2 separate regions of the Mus musculus genome follow, and region 2 is linked to region 1. The links are chromatin contacts, found by Hi-C or POLR2A ChIA-PET in ENCODE. All regions are on one chromosome and are shown on one strand. Each heading gives the region's core, a stretch centred on a gene start or an enhancer-like site at or near the end of the contact. The rest is flanking DNA. Distances are from core to core; before and after follow the strand shown.

The links. A loop is a pair of places that touch in the nucleus more often than their neighbours do. ChIA-PET counts read pairs that join two places held with the same protein, here RNA polymerase II (POLR2A).
Region 2: a loop to region 1 is called in a map of T-helper 2 cell, with 2.9 times the contacts of the local background. The contact joins the promoter of Cdv3 here to the promoter of Rab6b in region 1. A Hi-C loop is called at or near these places in 2 of 37 maps with a recorded cell type or tissue (T-helper 2 cell and regulatory T cell). POLR2A ChIA-PET finds 5 or more read pairs at or near these places in 1 of 5 experiments (embryonic stem cell).

Annotation. Positions count from the first base shown.
Region 1 is chr9:103,109,326-103,114,687 of GRCm38, forward strand. Rab6b (RAB6B, member RAS oncogene family) reads left to right here and starts at 2,749. Exons shown (of 8, transcript NM_173781.4): 1 at 2,749-2,901. The coding sequence starts at 2,832. It overlaps Gm46128 (a long non-coding RNA gene), which reads right to left and starts at 3,942. Exons shown (of 2, transcript XR_001779270.2): 1 at 3,201-3,942.
Region 2 is chr9:103,362,634-103,367,995 of GRCm38, forward strand. It overlaps Cdv3 (carnitine deficiency-associated gene expressed in ventricle 3), which reads right to left and starts at 3,147. Exons shown (of 5, transcript NM_175565.3): 1 at 2,421-3,147; 2 at 1,342-1,418. The coding sequence starts at 2,735.

The sequences.
Region 1 (5,362 bases), core at 1,499-3,998:
CAAAGCAGAAAGAAGGCTGGGTGCTCTTTCCATGGTTAATTTCCTGGCTCTGCTAAGGTACCGTGGTTATGTAAGATGTTATCGTGGGGGCTGTTGGATGAAGAGACACAGAAACTTCCTGTACTATTTTTTGAAACCTCTATGTAGTCTAAAACTATTTCAGGCTTTAAAAACTGGACACATTTTTACTGAAAATGGTTTCAAAATTGGGGCAGACGATGGAATGCTAAGCAGACACGGGAACCAAAGGCTCTGCTCTATGCATCAACAGGAATCTTGGGAGTACAGCGAGAAGGGAAGAGCAAGTCAGAAGACAGGGTTTGAAATATGAATTCAAAAGACTCAAGAGAAATGAAAGTGTTGAGAGTTTGGGTTTTCTGCCTTGGGGAAGGAGGAAAAGGGGGAGGGGATAAAAGAAGAATTAGAAGACAGGTGTGTGTTCACTGCGATATGATGTCTTTCCATGTTCCTCATCCAGAGAACACACTCATCAGGAAGGGCAGAAAGATGCCATGCAGAAGAAACTCTTTCTAGTGAGACTACCAAAAAGAGGCTTATAGTGGCTCTTTTTATCTATCACATGGGAAATGCCTGATATCCCAGGACAGAATAAAGATGATCCCTTCCCCTAAGAGACAAAGGAATGGCAAGGGTAAGGGAGAGACTTGGAAGAGAGCAGAAGCATTCTAAGGTTAGGATTCACATACAGCATGAAGACCATGCTGTGTAGCTCTGCCCAGACTGCAGGAGCCAACCCAGCCGACTGAACCAGTACAGATGAGGAAATGCTGGGTGGAAGGTGTGACACCCCCCAACCCCCTGAATGCCTTGACCTCCACAGGCAGGGAGGGGTGTGGCTTAGGAGTAGTTCTTTCACTGCTGGAGTGTCCAACTTCTAGCTACGGAGACACAACATTGCAATCTACAAACTTCACAATGTAAAACCAGGCAATGGGATCAACAACAATAAACAAAAACTTGCCCCAAAAAATGTAGAAACCCATCCAGTATCTCATAATGTTCTACATAAGATTACAATATTGTGTTGTGCTGAATTCAAAGCTATCCTGCAAGGCATATGGCCTGTGGACAGTGGGTCGGACACACCTGCCAAAACTTTCCTCAGCCCATGCTGGATCCCGAGACAGCAACACACTCGGGGCAAAAGTAGGGTGGAGTCTGAGTTATCTTAGTCTGGTGCCCAATCTGGCATGCTTATATGCTCAGAGGGATGACCTCCGACTCCAGGGACTTCAAACCGAAGAAGACCACAAGAATAGAACAGTTACTCTGATTTGAGAGTAGTTTTAGAGGTTAATTCGAGCATTCAGCAACTGTTTCCTAAACTCTAGGTGAAGTGGAACCTCAGCTGCTTCCATGGAGTTTCCTGTGAGGGCTCAATGTGCGGTGGGAGACTCTAGTGGGTACATTCGGGGTAAATTCATAAGTGTCCCCTGGGAAATCCGTAGGCACGGGTGTGTGTGTGTGTGTGTGTGTGTGTGTGCATTTCACTCCTGGCTTGCTTTGTGTAACATACACTACACATTCCAAACAGTCCCAAACAAACATTCCCTGAATGGCCAGAGAAGGTCAAGACCAGCAAGTGGCTGGAGAGGAAGAGGGGAGGGGCTTTGTAAAGCCTCAATTAACCCGATGCCTTAGAGTGTACTGCTTGGGGACTGCGTTTAACCTTAGTCTGGCGTCTACTCCTTGCTCTCACGCTACTGTGTGTGCCCTGCAAACTTAGAGGTCGCTCTCTTATACTCTTGTAGCTCATTACCCGAATAAACCTAACTAGCAGGGCGCAGGAGTGTGGTTGGGCTGACGGTCTCAGGATCAAAAGAGGCAGGGCATTGTCTTTGGGTTAGTGGAGCTGTCTTCTACCAGGCAGGTTAGGTTTCAAACCCTAGTAGGCATATCCTGTAAGGGTGTCTTCTCTCTCACTGGCCAGCTCCTCTGGGGACAACCACAGATCCCCTCCGCATGAAGAGTCTGAGCCTAGCTAGATAGGAGGTAAGCTAGAGGCCAGCAGGGGCCACCGAGGAGCCATACCCCAGGTCTGAGCCAGGTATCCGCACATCTTCCTACTCACCACCACACCACACACTGACCCTTTCCTATGTTCCCGCCCTGTCTGACCATCTATCTGGGTCTGAGACGGAAGAAGGGAACCGCATTTAGGTGTCAAAGACCAGAAACAAATGTCCTCTTGACCAAGTCCTGTCTTTTTTTTTTCCCCCTAGGTGGGTGGGTGAGACAGAAGCAGCAGGGCAGAGCAAGACGCTCCAAAGAGGGCACCTCTCTTAGGCTCAAGAGGAGGTGGCTCTCCGGAGCCGGCTGCCCGGGTGGGGGCTGGATGGCGCACGCCCCCCAAGCCCCGCAAACCCACGGGCTCCGCATGACATCAGAGGCTTGGGAGCGCGCAGAGCGCAGGCGCGGGCGGAGCAGGCGGGCGGGAGGGGGCGCGTGGCGCTGCTCGGAGAGCGCTCCTCCGCCCAGCTCGGTCCCTGCGCCCCGCTCCGCCCGTGCCTCGCTGCCCGCGCCGAGCTTCGGGCGTCCACAGCGCGCCCGTCGCCCGTGCAGCCAACGCCACCCAGGGCTGCGCCGCGCACCCCGCCTCCTCCCTTTCCGCCGTCGCCGCCGTCGGACACGCAGCCGCAGGCCGGGGCCCGGCCGCAGCTGGGGAGTCAGGGGCGCGCGCAGCCAGCCCTTCCCCCTCCGGCTCCCGCACCGCTCGCCGCCTCCCCTCGCCCTCCTCCTCTCCCCTCCCTGCTCCTTCACCGCTTCCTCCTCCTCCTCCTCCTCCTCGCCCGGCCCCAGCTGCCAGCACCATGTCCGCAGGGGGAGATTTTGGGAACCCGCTGCGAAAATTCAAGTTGGTTTTCCTAGGGGAGCAGAGCGGTGAGTACTCGGCTTATTCTCTCGGCTCGGAGCCGAGTCTTTTCCCCACGCCGCCCATTCAGCCACCCCACTAGGGACCCTCCCAGCCCTGGCTCGCCAAGGCCCTTCCACGCCCCGGTAGAGGAGAGGGATGCAGATGGGGAGATGGGGCTGGCTCGGGTGGGGCCGGGCTGGGGAGGACCAAGGGGGAAAGGAAGAAGGTGGTTCTGGGGGTCAAGGGATGAGGGTGAGTGTGAGATCTGGGTACGGGTACCCGGTGCAGGTGCGTCCGGGAGGACCGAGGGCGGCGGCTGGCTCACCCGCTCTAGGCGCCGGGCTCGCGGGCTCGCTGACTAGCTCGCACTGCGGCACAGGCTGCGGAGCACTGTGCAGGTGTCTGGGTGCCGGCGAGGGTGTGGGCGAAGGGACAGGAGCCTCTCTTGGGAGAACGAGGTGGGGCTGGGAGCTGGTTGCCCCCACCCCAAGGTTGCGCCCGAGGGGCTCCCTGCGGACCCTGCCTGGAATCTAGGGAAAGGACGCGTCCAGCTCTGGAGCAGATTGCTGCTGGGAAATGGGGAACACGACACCTGTCCCTTTTCGAAAAGAGTGGGTGCAAGTGGTAGGGTAACTGGGCACTTAGCTTCTCTGGCTTACATCCGACTGGGCAGAAGGTTCTAGACTCACTGTCCTTCACTAATGTGTTAGCCTCTTTGGGGCTTAGGGGTGTGGATCGTGAGAGTGAAGATTCTTCCCATAGCAGGTGACTTGGGGGATGGTACAGAGGCGTCTCATATCTGTGAGCTTGGCACTGGGCAGAGAAAGGCCTAGGCGACACGCCCTGCCTGGCTTCCCTGCCCCCTCTAGAGAGCATCAGTGGAGCCGGTGGATTCTCCCACCCCCCATCTCCCAGCTCACCGCCCTTCTTGGGGGAGGGGAGGTCACCGTGGCAGCCAGCCAGAGCCTAAGGAGGGGGAGAGTAAGGGTTTCTTTGCTGCCCAGGAGTCTCCCCTCCCAAGTATCTGACACCCAGGTTGGTCCAAGGTGGGAAGCTCAGACAGAAGAGCAGCGACCCCTCTGATACCTGTGGGAAGGAGTACCTCCTTGAGAGCCTCGGTCCAGGAGTCACATAACCAGGGGGTTACAGACATAAGCTGGGCTTCTGAGCATTTCTGCTGGAAGAGAGGGGGATCCCGGGGGGGGGGGGGGCGGGATTCCCAGCTCTAGCTCTGTAAACCAGTTCTGTTAGCTGGTTTGGAGGCCAAGAGGAGGAAGGCCGTGGGAGGACCTGGTGGGCCCAGGCACCGTGCAGCTATGACGTGTGCGTGTGGGCTGTGGAGGTCACATGGCCACCTCCTGTCTGCTGATGCTCAGTACCTGAGCTGGAGGGTTGGGAGCCGGGTGGAAGTCGGGGTTGCCTGTCCCGGAGAGCTGGGTTTGGGACATTTCACATCGTACCCAGCTCAGCTAGGTAGCCAGCTGGATCTGATTCCCTGTGCTTTGTAGATCCCAAGTGTCACAAAGGACACCTCCGTTCCTTGCTGTGTGGAAAGGATTTTGGGAGCACCTCAGCCCTAGGAGGGAGCCTGCAGGTGCACAGCAGCCTTGGGGGGTGGGGGGGGCTCTCAACTGTGTTGTCATTTGCCTGATTCCAGGCCTCCTGGACACTCAGTTTCTGTCTCTGAGTAGTGGGTAGCTGGAAGCAGCCCTTATGCCTCATGTTTCCCCCAGTGCCTGGACTATGCTGGAGTTCAAAGAATATTTGTTAATTCTAAATCTGAACACAGTTCCATAAAGAATCATATGTGGTGAGTTTGAATGAAACTCTGGGCTCCCTTAGCAACTGCTGATGGGTGGAACACACACACACACACACACACACACACACACGCCACCCCCAGTGAGAGTTCTGCCAACCCCTCCAGGTCTGGAGTCACAGAAGTGAGAGACAGCCTTTCCTCACATGCTCATGTGGAGAGAGAGTGGGGAGGTCTTGCCCAGAGACCCACTGTGAGTTGTGAACACTTTGGGAGCAGGAACCCCCACTTCCATTTTCCCGTCTGCCATTTTTAACTAGAGTGTCATTGGGAAATAAGATGACCTTCAATGCGGAAAGCCAAGTCTGGAACCTCTTTGAGAGGATTTATGGGCTCAGTTAGTTGGTTGTGGCCTGGTGGAATGCTTGGCTAATTGGTTAGGGGCAGGATTCATAGGCCCTTGGAACATAATCCATCATTGTGTTATTAGTGAGTTGTTTACCGCGGGTGTACAGAGCTTGTGGTGTCTGTGAGTCTCAGAAGTTATGTGTATTCCGGAGCCTAGTAGGCCGTGGCTGTAACCCCTTCCATCTTACCTCCTGACAGTTTGCATGCCAGCATCCTCTGCAGCCTGTGCTGTGGAGGGCGGCTCCTGACATCTGGTCCAAACCCTACCCAAGCTCTCCCTTCCTGTGTGATCACGGAGACCCCTCACGTTCCATACCAGG
Region 2 (5,362 bases), core at 1,897-4,396, 250 kb after region 1:
CAAAACACTAAAGCCACACCAAAAAGGGAGATAACTTCTAAGTTCCCTACTATAAAAAACAATGTTTAATTTGGTAAATTCACAAGTGAGAACACCTAGGGATATGAATGCCTGGGTGGTACAGACACTAACCATACATTAAAATATACTACCTGGCTTTTCAATAAGTTACCTCAGATCATATATAATCTAGATTTTAAAAGATTAATTTAGAGTTAAGAAAGTTATTTCCTCAACAACTGTCCCATATGGTCACTGGAATTCTCTACAAATTGCAAGCTTCAAACCAAAGACAATTTCCAATCATTTTGCTTGTGTAAGATGAGTAAAGGATTTTAAGGCAATAGAGCCCTACTCACTTTTGAACTTCAAAAACCTTACCTTAAATACTTACCCTTTCTACTTAAAAAAAAAATCTTTCCAAACATGTTACTTTTAAAACCAGATCTAAAATGAACTACCACAGATTGAACGTGACAATGTAGGTTCTCTTAAATCAACCAATCCAACTGTGAAAATGACTGTTTTCCTGAACTTTGAAAACCAGTCACCTCAGAGCCCGAAATGGCAGGTAGCACAGGCCTGCAATTCCAGCAGCTCAAGTTCAGTCCGGAATACACAGCTAAGAACTGTGCAAACGAGGGCTAGGGTAAGCTACTTTTGGGGATAGGTTCAGAAGAGCCTCTATTAACGTTCAATTTTTTGACTGGGGTAGTGGGTATTCAAGGTGGCTTCATGGTCAATGCAAATTCGTGTATGTTGGAAGTATCCTACACTGCAATTACCAGAGAGAACTAGAAAACAATTTTACTAAGTAAGTAAAAGAAAAAACTAAGTTCCTGCACAGCTTGGTGGTACATTTGGGTGGACACTTTAGAATTAAGAGTTCAAGGTGACATGTCGCTCAGCGGTCTTCCACAGATCAGGGTCCAGCTCACAGAACCCACACTAACAGCTGTAATTCCAATTCCAGAAGACAGTACAGACATGTATTACACAGGCAACTCGCTTCAAATATTTTTTTTTGGAAAAAAAAAAAAAAAACAAGCCCCTTCTTCTCCTGAGTCACACAGTAAGTTCTCAGGGCAGCGAGTGAACTACAGGAGCCCTACTAGGGGTAGGGAAGACCACCTAAATTCAAACACGAAGTGTTAAAAATTTTTAAATGACAAAAATCCATTTTAGTCAAGCCAAAAATCCACATAGCTGCAAATAGGGAAACCACAGGATTTTAGAGTTGGCAACTAATTTAATGACACAGAGGGCATTTAAAAAAAAAAAAAAGTAAACGCGTGCACTACTTAACAAGGTTACCTAATCCCACGTGTAATCACATCCTACCTTATTTGCATTGCCTGAACTCTTAATCCGCTGTAATCAACCTCTCTTTGCTCAAATTCTTTCCACTCATTTTCATCCTATGGAAGAAACAACACCTGATTAGTTTTTGGTAAGCCCACTTCAGACTAAAAGGCATCAAGGGCCAACGGGATTCCCCAAACTGGTAAAGGTACCCGCGAAACATCGAATTAATTAATTAGAGATCTTGGTAAACAGATTCCAGACTCGGAAAAATTCCATCAGTGGTCGCCAGGATTCTTGAGTCGGTCTAAGAATCGGCGGCAGTCAACACCGAGAACCAGAGAGTCTAACTCTCCAGGCCCACGTGGTGGGAAGAGAGAATTTACCCCGGCCTCTAACCTCTCCGCACACGTACACAGGAGTGCGCGCACACAAATAAGCAAATAAATGTGATCTTTAAAAAAAACAAAAAACAACAACAACAACAACAACAAAAAAAAAACAAAATTGCAGACAGTGACACAGACCTTTAATCCCAGTACTCCAGAGACAGAGGCCGGAGGCTCTTTGTGAACTGGAGGCCAACCAGAGCTACACCGTGAGACCTTGTCTCAAAAATTGGGGCTAGTGGCCGGACGGTAAAGTTTAGCCCGTTCCTGCAAGATCCGGAGACGTGCCTAATTCCCAAACGCCCTCTCTGCCGCCGCTTTTACTTAAACCCAAGCCCAGGGCGAGCTGAGCGGCGGAGAGAAGGCGACAGAAATTCCACAACTCAATTCCCAGCCCTGCGTGGCCGTGGTTGGGAGAGTAAGCCACGCTGGCCCGGGCGGCACAGAGGAGCCTCGGAACACCTTAAGAACATGAAATCCGGCCCCAGCGGGGCTCAAGCGGGACCACGAGGACTCGGGCACACGTCACCCGGGGACCGGCCCAACCCCCGTGGCCCAGAGGGCGCGGCGCGCAGAGGGCCGCGGACGGGGGCGGCCAGACGAGCCCCGGGGGCCGAGGACCGCGAGCCCGCCCGCCCGCCGGGCCGACGTGCGAAGCCCGAGTCACGTGGCCTCCCGGGCCGGCGGGGGCGGGCACATGCGGCCGGCCGCCGGCCTCCCGACCCTCACCTTCGTTATGGCCTTGCCGGCGGGGCCCGCGCTCCCGCCGTCTCCGGACCTCGAGCTCCCGCCGTCTCCGGACCTAGCACCAGAGCCCGAGCTCCCGCCGTCGCCCGACCTGGAGCCGGAGCCCAAGCTCCCGCCGTCGCCCGACCTGGCACCGGAGCCCAGGCTCCCGCCATCGCCCGGCCTGGAGCCCGCCGCCGCGCTGCTCCCGCCCGCGCCGCTCGCCGCGTTGGCCGCGCGACTGCTCCGTTCCTTCTTCTTCTTCTTGTCCCTCTTGGCGAAGAAGTTGTCCAGGCTCCGCTCCTCGGTCTCGGCCATGGCCGCGGTCCGGATGGGTGGGGCCGGCGGAGGGCGCGGCGCTCGCGGCTCCGAGCTCTGGGTCAAGGCCGGCTGTGCGCTCAGGCTGCAGGGTGCGGCGTCGCCTCAGCCCCGCGGGGTCGCCGAGGCGCGGGCGGCAGGGCGGCCGGCTCCCCCCGTGCTCTGGTGGTACGTTCCTCGCTGGGAACCGCGAGCGTGGAGCAGGGTCGCGCCCGCCCCGCTGCCTGAGGGACAAGGAAGGCGCGCACCGGCGAGCGCTCGGCTAACGACGGCGCGTGCGGGAGGAAGACGCGCGGGCCTGAGGAGGGGGAGAGGGGACGGGGAGGGGAGGGAGGGGAGGAGGGAGGGCGGGCCACCAGCAGAGAGAGGCAGCGCCGCGCCTGCGCGCTCGGTTCCGCCCGCCGCTGTGGGCGCGCCGAGGGGGGCGGGCGGCGGGATGAGAAGGGGGCGGGTCTTCCGGGAGAGCCAATCAGATGCCCGGACGGAGCGCTTAGGTGACAATCCGTTCCTTCTACGGGGCGGTGCCCTGTATGGGGGCGGGGAGAAAGCGGGTGTAGGCAAAGAGAGTGACGTCCCTAGTGACTCCTGCCTCCGATTGGCCAGGGAATTTGCCTTGAGGGCGGGCATTTAGAGGGTTGGTGACTTGGCTGAAGAAGACCAGCCGGAGGGGGCGGGTGTGCCTTGGTTGCGCGCATGCGCAGGGTACACGTGCGTCTGCTCGCCAGGACTGTGGCCTGGTAGGCGTTTGAACTTTCAGGAAAAGGAAAGAGACCATGTTAAGCCAGCTATGTTCAAGCTTGGTCCTCCTGCCCTGCTTTTCTGTACTCGCACCCTCTCTGGTCGGGCACCTATTACTTTTCTTCTGAATGGAATGCTTTTGATGAGGAGCGCTGGATTAGTATTCGTGGTTCCATTTACGGAAGGATCTTAAATAAGCCAGTGCATGAAAGGAAGGGAACTGATTTTGACTAGCTGTGTCTACCAGGGTCAGGCTAAATAAATCTGACCCTCTAACGCTAGCTCTTGTGAGATGGAGAATGGCTGGGAATGTGATTTTGGTGGTAGCGTGCGACAGGCGCATGTCAGCGCAGAGTCTGTCCACAGAATCACAAAAAGAAAACACACAAAACCCCTCCTTTTCCTGGGTCTTCACCCTATTGGCACATACTATGTGAATACTTGATCCCCGAAACATCTGCAGCCCAGAAAGCTTTTTGTTTGCTTGGGGGAGATTGCTTTGTTTTGGGACCGGGTCTCACCTACCCCAGGCTGCTTTGAACGCCATACATAGAAAAGATAATGTGTTTCTGACCTTCCAGCCTCCACCATCCCAAGTGCTGAGAATTCAGGCATGCACTTTTGTGCCTATGTTAGCGATACTAGGGGTTTCCATTCTTGCTAGAGAGGCTCTCTACCAGCTAAAGAATGAATGACCCAATACAGATGTTGGAGTTTCCTTGTTTTTAGTTACACAATTGCACCTAGAATTGCTCCTGCTCTGACTTGAGTTTGAGTGATTGCTACAGTTTAACTTTGGCTCCTATGCTGGATCTTAGGACAGAGAAGGGGATAAAAAATATCCTTGTTTCCACCTGACTTGACTTTGGGGCCTTGGAGAATCAAATGTGTGTTTCTCTATGAGACGTGTGGTCTGGGTATGCATTAAACTTCTGCTTCCTCTAAAGGGTAGAGGAGAAAGCTGTGACAACCACTGAGGAAATGGCTAAGTCCTATGTCTGTAGCCTTGGGGGAAAGATAGGACCCAGCTAGTAAATGGAGGGATGTCTTTCCACACCTGTTCCCTCCTGTCTTTCCTTACAAGTCCTTCCCTAGTTGTGGCTATTGAAGACCTACATTCTGAACATATCGATGGATAAATGAAGGCTCTATGGCTGTAGCCAACAATAAGAAGACCTTTCTTTTGTTTTGTTTTTTGAGACAGGTTTCACTATGTAGTCCTGGCTGCCTTGGAACTGGCTCTGAAGACGGAGATGACCTCAAACTCAGAGATTCACCTGCCTGGGCCTCCTAAGTGCTGAAATTGAAGGTGTGCGCCACCACACCTGGCTAATAAGCAGACATATTTGTTCTCTTCCCCCAGCCCAGGATGGTTCCTAGGTGACTTCCTTTTGTGACACCACATATCTTCCTGTGGTATTGTCCAAGTTCAGCACTGCCCAGTGCCACCAGCTTTGCTTAACATCTCTTAGCAAACTTTCTTTTTACCTTCCTTGTCTTCTTTCCTCTTTCCTTCTTTTTCTGCCCTTTCCTGCTCCCCACCCCCCTCATTTTAAGACAGTGTCTAAAGTATCCTAAATTAACCTTGAACACAGAGCCAAGGATGGTCTTGAATCTCCACTTCCAATTCTCTCTCTCTTTCTCCTTTCTCTCTCATTTTGTTTCTGTTTCCTTTCATTTGTTTTTAGGATAGAGTCACCCTGTGTAGCCCTGTCTGGCCTTGAACTCAGAGATCTTCCTGCCTTTGCCTCCCTCTGCTGAGGTTAAATCCCACCACTGTCTACAAAGCTGTTTCCTGTATCCTGCAACTATTTTATCAGTTGAACACCCCACCCATTTTTCTCCTTTCCAAAAAGATGTATTTATCTTTATTTTATGTGCATGCATCA